Regions from separate parts of the Homo sapiens genome. Here regions 1, 2 and 3 are each linked to region 4. The links are chromatin contacts, found by Hi-C or POLR2A ChIA-PET in ENCODE. All regions are on one chromosome and are shown on one strand. Each heading gives the region's core, a stretch centred on a gene start or an enhancer-like site at or near the end of the contact. The rest is flanking DNA. Distances are from core to core; before and after follow the strand shown. Region 1 overlaps KLF12 (KLF transcription factor 12). Region 2 overlaps KLF12 (KLF transcription factor 12). Region 3 has its middle 16 kb from the start of LINC00393. Region 4 holds the start of KLF5 (KLF transcription factor 5).

Evidence for each region. Hi-C counts contacts between places; a loop is a spot of excess contacts on that map. ChIA-PET counts read pairs that join two places held with the same protein, here RNA polymerase II (POLR2A). Pooled maps may share reads with other maps.
Region 1: a map with no recorded cell type shows a loop between it and region 4 (16-fold over the local background). The contact joins the enhancer-like site here to the promoter of KLF5 in region 4. A Hi-C loop is called at or near these places in 1 of 37 single-sample maps with no recorded cell type and 8 of 50 pooled maps. POLR2A ChIA-PET finds 5 or more read pairs at or near these places in 4 of 52 experiments (CD4-positive, alpha-beta T cell, MCF 10A, Panc1 and 1 more).
Region 2: a loop to region 4 is called in a map of naive thymus-derived CD4-positive, alpha-beta T cell, with 6 times the contacts of the local background. The contact joins the enhancer-like site here to the promoter of KLF5 in region 4. A Hi-C loop is called at or near these places in 1 of 168 maps with a recorded cell type or tissue (naive thymus-derived CD4-positive, alpha-beta T cell) and 4 of 50 pooled maps. POLR2A ChIA-PET finds 5 or more read pairs at or near these places in 1 of 52 experiments (activated naive CD4-positive, alpha-beta T cell).
Region 3: a loop to region 4 is called in a map of endothelial cell of umbilical vein, with 6 times the contacts of the local background. The contact joins the enhancer-like site here to the promoter of KLF5 in region 4. A Hi-C loop is called at or near these places in 1 of 168 maps with a recorded cell type or tissue (endothelial cell of umbilical vein). POLR2A ChIA-PET finds 5 or more read pairs at or near these places in 2 of 52 experiments (CD8-positive, alpha-beta memory T cell and MCF 10A).

Annotation. Positions count from the first base shown.
Region 1 is chr13:73,764,421-73,767,812 of GRCh38, reverse strand. It overlaps KLF12 (KLF transcription factor 12), which reads left to right. Exons shown (of 8, transcript NM_001400136.1): 6 at 2,813-2,875. Among named protein-coding and RNA genes, the nearest start is that of LINC00393, 100 kb to the right of the region's middle. RefSeq lists enhancers at 1-328, 1,322-1,822. Within about 2 kb of position 1,597, at least 33 of the 41 ENCODE cell types and tissues checked have a DNase peak (open chromatin) inside an H3K27ac peak, as active enhancers do; they include CD4-positive, alpha-beta T cell, where a contact is called at or near this core.
Region 2 is chr13:73,983,319-73,987,004 of GRCh38, reverse strand. All of the region lies in intron 2 of KLF12 (KLF transcription factor 12), which reads left to right. Among named protein-coding and RNA genes, the nearest start is that of KLF12, 150 kb to the left of the region's middle. Within about 2 kb of position 1,909, at least 3 of the 41 ENCODE cell types and tissues checked have a DNase peak (open chromatin) inside an H3K27ac peak, as active enhancers do.
Region 3 is chr13:73,675,821-73,679,406 of GRCh38, reverse strand. No RefSeq gene overlaps it. Among named protein-coding and RNA genes, the nearest start is that of LINC00393, 16 kb to the right of the region's middle. Within about 2 kb of position 2,271, at least 6 of the 41 ENCODE cell types and tissues checked have a DNase peak (open chromatin) inside an H3K27ac peak, as active enhancers do; they include endothelial cell of umbilical vein, where a contact is called at or near this core.
Region 4 is chr13:73,057,196-73,060,554 of GRCh38, reverse strand. KLF5 (KLF transcription factor 5) reads right to left here and starts at 1,550. Exons shown (of 4, transcript NM_001730.5): 1 at 967-1,550. The coding sequence starts at 1,227. RefSeq lists silencers at 787-876, 1,197-1,806.

The sequences.
Region 1 (3,392 bases), core at 348-2,847, 710 kb before region 4:
AGAGTCAGGTTCTTTGGTGCTTATACCCAAAGAAGAAAGAGCCGTTTTTGTATTAAGTCATCTAAAAAGTTCTCATATGCTTAGCAAGAAAGCTAAATTAAGCTCTGCACTGGGTAAAATTATAAACATGCTCTCTGCTCCAGATGAGTAAGTGTATATAAATAGAACAGTTGGTACACATGGCCCTAATGGTATAGCTTCCCTGTTTTCTATGTAATGTAAATCACCAAATGTGAGCATTTCTACCTGACAAACTGTCAGTCTCAGAAGAGCACATTCAATACATGTTACACAACAACCAAGATTGCCCTTTTGTTCAGCGTGGTGTTTTTTCTTTCCACATCCAGCAGTTAGTACTAAGGCCTGAACCCCTTAGTTACAGAACAAAGTGGCTTAGCAGTAATCGAGCCTGTGTGAGGCTAAGGGAAGAATAATGAACATTCCCTGCAAGCTTCCTGCCTAGATGCAGGTGCAAGAATCAGGAGGTCATGAATAATGCATGACATGCAGATTAGGTGGTGGTTTCTCCTACAGAGGTTTTGACGTTGCTACCTGCCTGGCTTCTATATGTGGAAAGAAGGCAGAAGATGGCAAAAAGTGTCACAGGTTAAAGACTGAGCTCAAAAAAACATGCCATATCCTTTTGAAGAAATAATATATAGGGGGTTGGTGAAGTGCAAGGCTTATGGTCTACTTTATCAGATGAAGTATGTGCCAAGTTATCAGTGTACTTATTCCCTTTGAGGACAGAAATAAAGCTTTGTTGATTTACCTTTTTAATTTAGGAAACCTTGTAATTATTTGTTCATATACACAATCAGGACTTCTTTTCCAAAGACTTTCCTAAGGAATTCTTTTCCTGAGACTGCTAAACCATTATAGAAATTCTCCATTTGCAGTATTTGATCTATGGATCAGTGAAATTTTCCTAAAAGATACAAATACCTAGACAATGTTGTAATTATGGATTAAACAGACTCTCTTTTTCTTCACTAATATATGCAATAAACAGCATCAATAAGAGAATACTTCTGTCATTAAACTTCACCCAGTGGAATTTTCATGATGAAATAGTTTCTTTGTACTCCTAGGGTTAAGGAGGGGACAATATAAAAAGTAAATGTGTAAAAGATAGAGAACAAATTAAAGAACTGTGAGTATTTGGGGCTGATTAAACTTTATTTAAATAGTTAGGATTCTGATACCCCAGTGAGGGTATAGGGAAAGTTCAGGAGAATTTCCTGCACTTCCTCTTAGGTCAGGGGGCTTTAACTGGGGAGAACTTTTTTGGCTCAAATATCCATTTTAAGGATTGTATTTCAAGCAGACAGAAAGTAAAAAAGTAAAAGAATAAAAGAGGAAAAAATTACGCTTGCTGCCTTTCGTATAATTTTTATGTACTATTATTGCGTTTTCCCCCTCTTTGTCCAATTTAGGATACTGGATTATGAACTGGCTTTCATTTCTAGCTGAGTCTGTCATTTCCACTAGGCCCCAGTTTGGCTGGACGCCGAGACCAACAGGTGATCCTTGTAGCTGCAAAACAGCAGGAAGTGGGCCGTGCTTGAATGAGACAGTTCACCAGAGGGGCTGTCTGGCCTCTCTCCATCTTTCTGCATAATTAACACCCCCTCCCCCATGCCGAGCAGAAAATCTGTGCTGAGCAGCTCAGCTGCAGCAGCCATTGAGAAGCGCTGTGAGGAAAAGAATGTTAATAAGGGATGTTGGAAGAAATAAGCCTTCCGAGTGCAAAGTGCAGTCTGGCTCTGGGTTTAGGGAAAGACTGCAGTTGGCCCTTAGGCGGGGCTGGAACTGCATTATCTGTTTTGGAATGATTTTCACTTATTAAACAACTACAGAGAACTGGGTTTCTTACAAACCTTGGTTCTAACTGGACTTTAAGACCAGTTTTATATCCCCATTTTTTTTCTTGTAAATAAGAGCAATGTATGAAGCATAAAGGGTGAAGGTAATACAAGCTAAGACTGCTTGGATCTCACAAATCCTGGCTAAAGACAGACCATAACAGGAAGCTGGCAGCCGGAAGTAGGGCGTATTGTTTTGCCGGTTAGTGACCCACAAAGAGGCGGAGGTTTACTAGCTAGGCTTTGATTAGAAGATAACAGCAGTTCCCGGAAGCTTTAAGCTGTTTCCAGTGGATAAGTCCAATCCTGGAAGCTTGGAAAGCAATATATTCTTCACTTCTCCTTTATCTGGCTAAAATTTTGAATTGACTTTACTTTCTTCAAAGTCCAGTGTAGCACATCACTTCCAGAATGTACTCCTCCTAGGAGTACCTGTTCACCCTTCCTTCCTTCCCTGTGCCTGCAGATTCTGTCACAGCACATTTGAATAACGTTGTTTGCTTCCTAGAGTTTTAAATGTGGTAGAGTGAAGGAGAGGGCACTTAGACACCTCTTTGTGCCCACCCTCATGGGAACAGGTACAAAGAGGGCTCACTGAACTCAGGCACCATACCTTAGATAACTTTTACCCACCCTTGTACCTGGCAAGGGTTAGGTATTCAGTCACTTTTGTTGGACTGAATGAATGCATCAGTCCTGCCTCTGGGAGTCTTCAGAGTGAACATTATGACAGACCTGTTGTCTTGAGAGTGGTTAAGAAGGAAAAAAGGACCACAGATTTGCAGGCGTAGGAATTTAATTGCATCATTTACTAAGAGGGGTTCAAGTTCTGGGGATTTTGTATTAAGCAATTCTAAAAGAAATTATTTATAAAACATGCCATTTTTTTAAATTTGCAATTGGGAATATGCTTTTTCAATGACTGGATTATTCTTCTCTGTCTACAGGGTACATCCGTCCCCAGTATCAAGGGTCCGGGGCAATCGAATGAATAATCAAAAGTTTCCTTGGTGAGTATACAGTCTAATATGAGTATTTGTAGGTCTTACGGGAAACTTTAATAGGGCTTATGTTAAAATTAAGAGAATTAGTCCTACTTCTCTATACAGAGTACATACCTGCTAACTGGACTATGCGGTCTTCCTTTCCTCTGGACAGTTCGAAATAAATATTGATAGAGTTCCTTTCCAGCCCAAACTCTTCATTCACCAAAAACCCTGAGTGTAACTTTTTTTTTTGACAGATATGATCTAAGTTCCCAAGATTATAAACTCTTACCTATTTTAAAGAATGTTTTCCTTTTTTTCGAAGGTACATAGACCCAGATATTTCTCAGATACCAACTTCAACTCCTCATGAAGATTTCCACAGTTAATGAATCTGTTACATTAGTTTTGGGGATTACAACGAACTCAGTGATTTTTTTTTTCCTTGCCATAGCCTTAAATATCCAGGATTTTTTTTTTTTTTAATTTGGGGAGTACTAAGATCTTCTTTAACTGATGAGTTCTTGAACAAAAATATAGA
Region 2 (3,686 bases), core at 660-3,159, 930 kb before region 4:
CTTTTAATTTGTTTTCTATGGCCACTGTAACAAATTACCACAAACTTAGTGGTTTTGAAAAAAAAACACAAATTTATCTTACAGTTCTGGTGGTCAGAAGTCCAATGGTCTCACTGGGCTAAACTCAAAGTATTGGGAGGATTATATTCCCTTCTGGAGGTCCTAGGACTGATTCCATTTCCTTACCGGCCTCTAGAGCCTACTCAGGTTCCTTGGTCCATTCAACTCCAGCAGCTTTGGGCCAAGTCCTTCTGGTACTGCCATCTCTCTGGTTCTCCCCTTCTACCTCCCTCCTTCACATTTAAGGACTATTGTGATTACTTTGGCCTATCCTAGATAATCCAGGATGATCTCCTTATTTTAAGGTCAGGTGATTAGCAACTTTAATTCCATCTGTGACTTTCATTCCCCTTTGCCATGTAACCTAACAGATTTCAGGGATTAGGACATGGACATCTTTAGGGGGCCATTACTCTGCCAGCCACAGGTTTTCAAAAACGTAAGTGACTGTGATTGCAGGTACATGTTACCTTTGTCATAAACATGTGGTTGGGAATTTTGAAAGAATTCTCATTTTGCTAATTCCATTAATAGTCAAGCAAATTATGATTTATGTCAATCAAAATATAATTTTCTTCCTTCTTGTGATTGGAAGAAAAAAGTCCATTCAAATCACTTTTGCAGCTAAATGAAGCAAGTGATAATATTAAAATTTCCCATTATAAAAAATCTAATAAATATCTAATTTTTTGCAAACAGTAGATTGTTTACCACAGTTTCACATGGTGATACTATGGTTTTATGTGCCTTCAAAGCTAGATGAACTACTTTTAGAATTCATCAGACCTTTTGGCCTAACAAATTTTCCTTTGTTTTTGAATGTTGTTATTTGTAGCGTATCTGATAAAACTGAAATCTAGTTTCAGGAAACATGTTTGGTTATCTCGTTAAAAGCTCTTGAGGTGATAGCATGCACTTACTTACAACCCATACACTTACTAAGACATCCTGTATCTCTTGCAGCTGTGGCTCCGGAGCTGTATTTAAAGTTTAGTTAATACCTAGCCAGCAGCTATCTATTGAAATTAACAGATAGGCTAGGGCTGTTGCCTCTTTCAGGGTAGTGAGATCCTTTAGATTTCAAAGAACTTTTTCTGGGGGAATTTTTTTGATTGTTTTTGTTATCAAAGTGAGGAAAAGTTCTGTATAGCTTTTTCTTTTCATCCGTCTTCACACAGCAGAGAGTCTAAGGGGAGCAAAATCTGTGAGAGGGGCCTTTTGCAGTTTTAATAGCTTCACATCTCAGGGATGACTCCTTTAATTTAGAGTGCTAATAGCTGGCATCTAGGGGAAAATGAAAGGCCGCTTGACAATGAGAAGCTGGAAGATTGAGAGCAAACACATGGAGAGTCGTTAGAGCCAGGACTGTAAGTAAAAAGGGGATGGTAGTTACACAGAGTCTGGGGTTTGGGACCCTGAGCCTGGTTTAAAGCCTCCTTCTAATGTTGCACACTGTGATAATCACTGGTTGTCGGCCTTGCACCCTTCTGCCGTGAGTAATCCCTTTCCCTGTTTTCAATCATGTGCACTCAAATTGAAGGGTAGGTGTTCCTTTTTAACTGAGAGTTGAGTGTCCTTTTTAACTGAGAGTTGGAATCTGGGCACCTTGTGACAACCACGATTTCATCATCCATTGCTGCAAAACAGAGCATCCCAGGTTAGTGGCTTAAAGCAAAAGCAGTATGTGTTTTGCTCTTGAAGTGGCTACTTGGGTAGGACTTGGTGGAGTCGGCTTCTCCTTGCTCTGCTCAGTGGCTGCTGAGGTTCAAAGGCGGATGACTGCAATCATGAAGACTCTCGTCGACATGTTTTCCAGTTAGTGCTGGCTCTCAGCCAGTCTGTTGGCTGCAACGCCTTCATGTGGCCAAGGCTTCCTTAACAGTAAAGCTGCGCACTGGGGAAGGTGGGTGGGGGGATAACACCAGGCAGAAGCTGTGTCACCCTTGGAAGTGATGCCATGTGATTTCCCCCATATTCTGTTCATCCAGGTGATTATAAAGACAGGCTCATTAATTCAAAAGGAGGGGACATATCCCCCACCCCTTGATGGGAGAGTGGAAACATTCTGGAAGAGCACATGTGACTGGAGATACTGTAGTGAACATTTCTGGAAAACAGCATCAGCTACAGTTCATCTTCAAACTGGAGGAATCCGTAACGTTTTGTTTTTCTGGAACTAGTTCTGGTGCCAAATTCTGTATCAGTTGGGGTGTGAAAAGAGAAACAGAATGAGGGGAAAGGTGCCGAATATGGGACTTAAAAGGACTTGACCTCCTATGATGGTAGGAACTAGTTAAGCACATTATATATGGCTGTTGCTTCTATATATTTGGCGCCAGAGCTGAAATCACCAGGGCTAGCAGTCGGGAAGGAAGGATGAGAGTGGAGCGCAGGAGAGGAAGGCCACACTGGATGTACAAGGGCACATGCCAGTCCACATAGACCCTCACTGATCATAAGCCTCTAACTTCAGAGAGGCCAGGGAACTGTGGGAGAAGCTGGCACCCTTCCCTGAGCAAGACGCGTCATGGCCTATGAATAAAATAAGCAGATGAAGGCAATCCCGTGGACCAGCCGCTTCCCTGTGCCAGCGAGGAGAGCAGGCACATAGGCGACAGTGTGTGTGAGCTGCACCTTCCCAGTGTGAGATGCATGCGGCAGGTGCTTCACTACTGCCCCGAGTCCCGCCAGGGTGGCTCTTATAACCCAAAAATGATGGCATGCTGCAGGGAAGACAGTTCTGAAAATGTAGACATGTAGTTGAGATAGTTCAAATCCACCACCAAGTCTTTCCTTGCCTCTTCTCTGCCATTTCACTTGCAGCTCTACCTGCTTGCTGTCCTCCCCACCCGAGGATCTTATAGAGGATTATAGACCTCTGTTGGTTCCTGTTCTTTCCTTGATTTTCCCATTTCTGTCTGAAGCACTGCTCCTGGGACCCACCCTTGTAGTGGAGAGGACAGTGCTGTCACATGAATGGACGTCTCCACATGAGGAAGGCTCATCTGCCCTAGAATACCACCTGCCTGGATTCACTGCTTATGAATTCTGCACGACTCTGAGAACCTGCAAGATTATTTGTGGCCTCTTCTTGCTTTTTCATATGGTACTTGACTCAGTTACTGCTGTCTGTTGTGGTTGAGGCCACTCTGCTCCCTGGATTTGGGATCTTGACTGCCTGTCTATAATGCCATAGACCAGTCAGGCTGGGGCCAGGGCTTTGTGGCCTCAGGGATTTGTGATTGAGAGTTTAGGAAAGAGAAAACATAATATGAGGAAAAGGAGGATTCTGATTTTGTACATGATGGAAATATGTGAATAATTGGGACACCAGGGACTTGTCCAGATAGTAAAGTTTAGAGCAAAGTTATGAGCAAGAATGATAGCAATAGTTTGTATGCAGAATATGAATGAATAATATAAAGGCTGGGAGTAAGTTAGAGGCAAGATTGGCAGGCAGTAACTGGGAGGACACGGTGCTGGAGAACACCCGATAAGCAGGAATGTAGTTAATTCAGACAGAGGTTCACGAACCAGAAGGCACTGATACTGGAGAGAAGAATGGGATGGGTAGTGAAAGGTCCGTGCTGACATCACTAAGTTGAATCATGCTGGCACCAAGAAAG
Region 3 (3,586 bases), core at 1,022-3,521, 620 kb before region 4:
AGGTGGTTGAAGTTGTATAATATCAGAGTTCTTAATTGAGATACTAATATAATGAAGTGAGCAGAATCCCATACTGCTTCTAAACACCGTGCAATGCTCAAGACGGTCTCCCACAACAAAGAATTCCTCTGCCCAGGGTGTCAGTAGTGCCAAGGTTGAGAAATCAGGTCCCAGGTCCTGTCAAAGACATTAGGTTCCCATAAGCAACCAACATTGTCCACTTTGATCTGGAGAAACAGCAGAATAAGCCATGAAAAAGGAATGAATGGATGAACAGCATTTGGAAGATGGCAAATCCCTGTTCTCTGTTTTCCAGCAATAGTCAAACATCCGTATTTGAACAAACCCACATTCCTGTCTCAAACTCTTATGCCTCAGCCCATACTGTTCCCCTGCCTTGAACACCCTTTTCTATGTGTCTACCTGGTGAATTCTAAATTAATCTTTACCTTCCCTGTGAAATCCTGCCTGAATCCATCATCCATCTAGCCAAGAAGTGATCAGCATTTCCTCTTGGACCTTAAACACACCACAAATATTGCCCTTGTAAGACGCTAAGTAGTTATCTTCTTTGCTAGATTGTGAGCTGTTTGAAAGTAGAAATTGTGCCTTGTTCATCTTCGAATCCACAGATCCTGGCATGTATTAAGCACTCAAAAAATATTTGATAGCTACATAAATGATTCAAATAATAGATAAGATTTAATAAGGAGAATAGAAACAATAAAGTTGGAAGTGTACTTTCTAATTAGATTACAGAGATCTAAAGGCTAAATTCTGGCCACGTGTGCTGGCTCATGCCTATAATCCCAGCACTTTGGGAGGCCAAGGCAGGAGGATTGCTTGAGCCCAGGAGTTCAAGACCAGTCTGGGCAACATGTTGGGACCCCCATCTCTACAAAAACTAAAAAGAAAATTAGGTGGACATGGAGGTGCAGGCCCATAATCCCAGCTGTTTGAGAGGCTAAGGTGGAAAGATCATTTGAGCCCAGGAGTTCAAGGCTGCAGTGAGTTATGATCACACCACTACCTTCCAGCCTGGACCACAAAGCAAGACCCTGTCTCAAAATAAAATAACATAAACCTAAATTATGGAATTTGGACTTTATTATTTAGGCAATACAGAGTTAGTGGTATTTTTATTTCTAAAAACGGATGTTCTAGTAAATTTTTTGAAAACTAAGTTATATTTTAGAGGCACCCACACAAACATATTGTTTCCTTAAATAAGCATAATAAAATAATTGATAATTTAAAATATATTCACATGTCAAAATTATCAGTGGGAGGCTTATCAAATTGTAACCTTTCACTGGAATTTCCCTGTCTATACACTTTATGACTACGTATGAAAGTCCTGTATTGTATCCGAAAGTTTCTGATCTAACTCTCTGCCAGTGACCACACTGATTAACACCAGATTACTATCTCATTATTTCAATCCACAAAGTCTTACCCTAATTAAAGAAACAAAACACATTTCATTTATTTGACTTTAACACTTTTACATCTTTCAGAAGAAAATCCTTAGGACAAATTTACATTAGGAAAGTGCTGAATTGATACCATACCTCCCATATAAGTCTCTATTTTAAATGGCTTTCATTTGATTATTTGATTATGGATTGGATTTTTGAAACATGATAAAGAATTTTGAAACTCGCAATGGCTTCTGGTATACAGAATTCACCGCAATCAGGAAATAAATTGTTTTCTTCCAGTAAAAAAAACAAAAGTTGCCTATCGCTCTTGCTGAGTAGGTAGAACTGTAAATGAGAAACTTAATTTTCTAGTCAGAAATGTTTTTTCTGAAGTCATAGCATTCACATGGATTGGTAACTTGCCCCTGTGACAGTCAGCACTAGAGGAGCAAGAAGGAATGACTTTATGCAATACTTCCTCATAGCTAGGGCAAGTGTGAACAGGCCACCCTCCTCACACCATTCATTGGTGTTTTCTTTCTGCTTCCAATATTCATGTATTTTTACTTTAAGATTGTCATTTCCTGTCTTTTGTGAAGGATTCCGTAATATTAGAATCACTCAGCACAGATGGGGCCTGAAAAAATGTTGGCATTTCCTTTTTTATTTTTATTTTTGCTTCATCTTCTACACGGATGTGGCTGTGTCATTATTCACATACATCCAAAACAATAGTCTCTTTTATATGATGTTTAACTGTGACGTATTTATCCACAAATATACTGGCTGTGTCACATGAAGTATTTACTTAGATGTTGTGTATGCGTAATGAACTGCTAAATGTGGGCAAGTTATTTTTCACCAAAACCTTGGGGAGCCACTCTGGTGATGTTTTCTTGTCCCTTATCTGAGGATTGTGATTCATAAAATGCTTGTCATCCATGTGGGGGAGGGGGTGGTATCTTCTGTGAATTTCTAATCAGTGGAAGGTATGCCTGTCTATTAAAACCTTAAGGACGTGCAAGATGACAAAGGAAATCTTTTGACTTCTTTTCACTGTTTAATCTCTGGCAGTCTGTGTATATAAAGACTATAGCTGGACAGAAAACAGTAATAAAGTCCAGAAGTAGATAAAAGCACAAAGAGTGAAACCAAAGTATTTGTAAAGCTCAATAAATCTGTTAACTAGAAGTTGCAGTTTTATCTTTACATACAGGTAAGTCTCAAGGTTAACTGCTCCATAAAGCTCCACGCAGGCCCTAGTGTTTGGCATCTCTTCACTACCTTATCAACTAAAGAAGGGCTCCCCCATTAGATTTCTTATAGTTCCCCTTCTCTAGAATGCAATGGATGTAAGCTTTCTCTGCCTTAGATTTTAGAAAATGTCACTGGCCTATTGGCATCAGTTCACAGATATGCATGTTTGAGGCAAATGTATAGAAGATTGAGAGTGGCCTCAGTCAGTTAATGATAAATAACGTGATGATGGCATTTTTGACTCCATGAGGGAGAAAAAAAAAATAAGACTTTCCACCAAAATTGAAAATGGATTCTTCTCCAGGTGTACCAAATGAACTAGGCAGAATGTTGTAACTGTGAGCATTTTTAGGATGGAGAGTTTAAGAGAGAAACTGTTGCTGAAATATGTTGGTAGAGCTACAGCCTTCGTCTTTGTTGACAGAAGGTTGAAGTCTGATATTTAAAGTGTTAGTGCGGTGGAAAGATCATTCACTCTAAGACCAGGTGGAAGTGGTTTTAGATATTGGTTATTCAGTTGGCTAGCAGAGTGATTCCTGTAAATGCCTTGCTGGAGAAGATGTATCTTAACACATGGGGTAAAAACACTGCTTCCCCAGGTGTTGTGAGACGTGCACAGGGTAACATGCATGAAGCTCACAGAGGGGCTCAGTGTGGAGCCTGGCACAAAGGCAGCCTTCAGGAAGGGCTTGTTATCATTCCTGCCTCCTCTTGGTCATAGAGAGAAAGAACTTTACTCCGCAGGAGGATAAATTCCGGAGGATTCATTCCTGCCACTCTCTGCCCCTCTGTGCTTCCTCCCCAAGACTGCAGGAGTAACTTTGTTTCATGCGCTGGAGTGAAGGAGCAAGTGTATGGTGACTCAGTCCCTCTACCTCTCTCAGAACAACTGACCTTGACTCCTAAGT
Region 4 (3,359 bases), core at 301-2,800:
GCAAGACCCTGGCAGACCCCACGGAGTAGGCGCTGGGTAGCAAATATACGACACGCCAAAGAGCTACTAAATGAAGTGTCTTGAAATAAACTGAACTAAACCCTTTCGTGCACTGCGCTCCCGCGGCGGTTAGTGGTTTCTGATTTTAGCTCTTCCAGCTGTTTGCATGTGGGTATGTTTCCAATTTTTTTTTCCTTGGGACAGGCTAAAAGTCCCGGGAAGTTTTTTCTGGGCTATATGACTCCCTGCGTGGGCGAAAGAAACAGGCGGTTGCTCTAATTCGGCTGCTGGGCAAGTGTAAAAGCCAACTGCCAGCTTTCAACGCGGCTCCGGGAGGAAATTTACGTGCACACGAAGAAAACAACACCCCCGGTCTTTTTTTTTTTTTTTTTTTTTTAAGGAAAAATAAGCGCTCCGACACAACCTTAGCTTTCCTAACTCTCATTTTCCAAACGCGGCCCGCAATCGCTTCTAAAGCAGGTTGAGCCACCGGGTATGAAACCTTGGGGAACCTCTCCCCAGCACCCCAATTTGCGTTTCTACTTAACCCGAGACGATGGGGATGGGGGGGAGGGCTCCAATGCCTTGGCATTGGAGAGCGGTACAGGCGAAGGCGTAATTTAAGTAAAACTGAGCGTAAGGTACAAGGTTTCGTCCCTCAAGTGTAAGAAAAACAACTAAGGTGCGCGTGAGCACCCAGTTCCCTCCCTCTTACCTCTCCCAGGCCGACCCGCCGGGGCAGATTCCCCTCCATCCTTCCCACCCCCGGCCCCCCCCCCCATTTACTCTCAGCGAAACGCGGGGCCCCGGCCAGGCGTGCAGGGCGGGGCTGCCCACCCAGCACCGGCTCCGGTGCGCCCCGACGCACGCCCCAGCCTGGAGCGGCCCCTGTCGCCCGCGAGTCGCAGCAACGGGACACGCCCGAGCCCGGGAGTGCTGCGGTGGGAGGGGAGCGGCTCTTCCTACCTGGACCAGGTCCTCTGGAGGCAGCCGCGGGCCGGTGGCGGGCGGCTGGGCCGGCTGCGGGGCCTGCGCGGGCGCGGGCTGCGCCTGCGGGCGGTGGTGCGCGTGCTTCAGCTCCTCGCCGGGGAAGAGCGCCGCGTCGCGGGCCGGATTCGCGGCGCCCAGCACCGGCTTGAGCTGCGCGAACACCGGCTCGTCCTGCGGCGCCGGCGGCTGGGGCACGGGTCCCAGGCGGGCGCTCATGCTCAGCACCCTTGTAGCCATGGGCACTCGGGGGCGCAGCTCCAGGCGCGGGTCGGGCGCACTTCCCACCTCGCCCACGCTGGCTTGGGTCGGCGAGCTCAGCGCGGGGCTGCCGGCGGAGGAGGGGAGGTTTCGGGTGGACTCCTCAGACAGCGGCAGGCAGTTTTCGAAGGCGCGCACGAAAAGCAAAACTCTTCCGCTCTTCCACACGTAAACGCCAACGTCCTCCGGGCGGCCACTTTCTCCCGCCCCGCCCCACCGTGCTCTCAGGCTCTCCGGAGCCCGCTCCCGCCACCGCCGACCTCCGCGAGAGAACCGCGAGCGCACGTACCTGCCCCGCGACTACTGACACTTGACGCCCGCCTCTATTTCACCCAACTCCGGGGGGGCGGGGCCCGATCGCCTGATTGGCAGCGCCGCCGCGAATCCCGAGGCCCCGAGGCCGGCCAGGCCTGAGCGGCCAGCCTATGAGCAGGGAGAGAGGCAGCCAGGGCCCCGCCTCCGTCGGCCCGACCGCACCCCTCTCGGGCCACGAGCTTCGCGCGCAGGGCGGCCGCGCAGTTTGTACACAACTTCTCTGACAGATTGGGCTGGCGGAGCCGGGGGCGGAGGGAAGTAGCGGAGCGGGTGGAATCTGGGAAGAGGGGGAATTAGGGTGGAGACGCGGAGGGAGATCTCTTCGCACTGTTCTCTGCCAGGATTAGGAAGAAAAAGAGTATTGCACGTCTTAGGTGTTGTGCAAGGACCTGAAACTCAAAAGCTGAAACCCAGAAGGCAGCTAGGTAGGGGCGCTGAGGCTTTTAGAGATTTGTCTAATGAGTGTGTACTTTTAAATATCCAAAATGTACTTCTCTTTAGCAGAAAACTAGGGGCGGTGTGATAAACAAATTTAAAACAGCTCTTGTCCCTGTGTATCTTTAGCAGTGAGTGTATCCGTTTAACAAGGCAAATTCAGAATGCCTGAATAAAAGATTTGATGGCAAGCGTTTTTTCAGATCCTTGCATAAAAGCCTGGGTTTTTCCCACTCCTTCAGGATTTTAATTGCTAGACGTTTTCCCACACATTTCTACTTCCCATCCGTGTGTGGGGAGGAGGGCTTGGGCCATATGAATTTTGAAGTTTCTAATATTTAAGCCGTGTTGATTCTAGCCGAAGCATGGAATCTAATTTAAGCACGACTAGCTCAAACGTGTATTTAAATAGACATTACATCTTTGACTTATTTTTGCTAGCACTGTATGTTCAAAAAATGGACTTTAATATTTACAAAGCAGAAACCTAGCACATTTACCTCACATTGTGGCACCTTTTCCTACGAAGAGACAATCAAAAAGCCGCAAACATAGACACAGAGCAGCTCTGAAAACTGGGAATCCAAATTTGTTGGAAAGTAATAGCCAAATATATTACCATCCATTTACTATGTTGTTATAATGGGAGGGTGAATTTTTGCCAGCAATCACCTAAGGAAACCACTTCCCTTAATCCTTAATGTTCTTGTACATGATTTTATCTGGCTTATTGGGAGGACGGAACAATAAACTGCAATAAAAATGCCTGTGATATTACTACAAATGTACATATGTTGACACACAATATACCATTAGACAGTTTTACATATACCACAGCCTATTCATCACTTCAGAGTAAAACAGCTTTAAAAAAAAGTCTTGGATAAAAACGTTCACTTCAAAGAGTGTATCTATCAAAGGTATGGATCTCATTTTCAATGGGTAGAAAATTAATATGCACATAAAGAAATGTATTTATTATTAGAAAATATAAAATTATGCTGTAAACTGGGTTTTTCTCCTTTTCCTTCTCTTCCTGTTGACACATGATTCATTTTTATAGCTGTGATCACTGCCTTCAGAGAATGGCTGATGACTACTTTCATGTTATCAAAGTATTATTTAATAAGTGCTTTTGCAAGTTTTTCTCTAACCAAGCAGCCCCATGCTGTCCATCTTCATCTTTAAAAAGCTGTCCTGCTTTTCTCTAATGTAAAACCTATCATGTAATTAATTAGCTTAGAAACAGATTATAGAATTAGGATGGGATTTAATGTAACTCTTTTAAAAAATTGAGCTTTGAAAGATTTTTAGTTACTTAATTCTGATAACATCAAACCTAAATGTGATGTAGATAATTC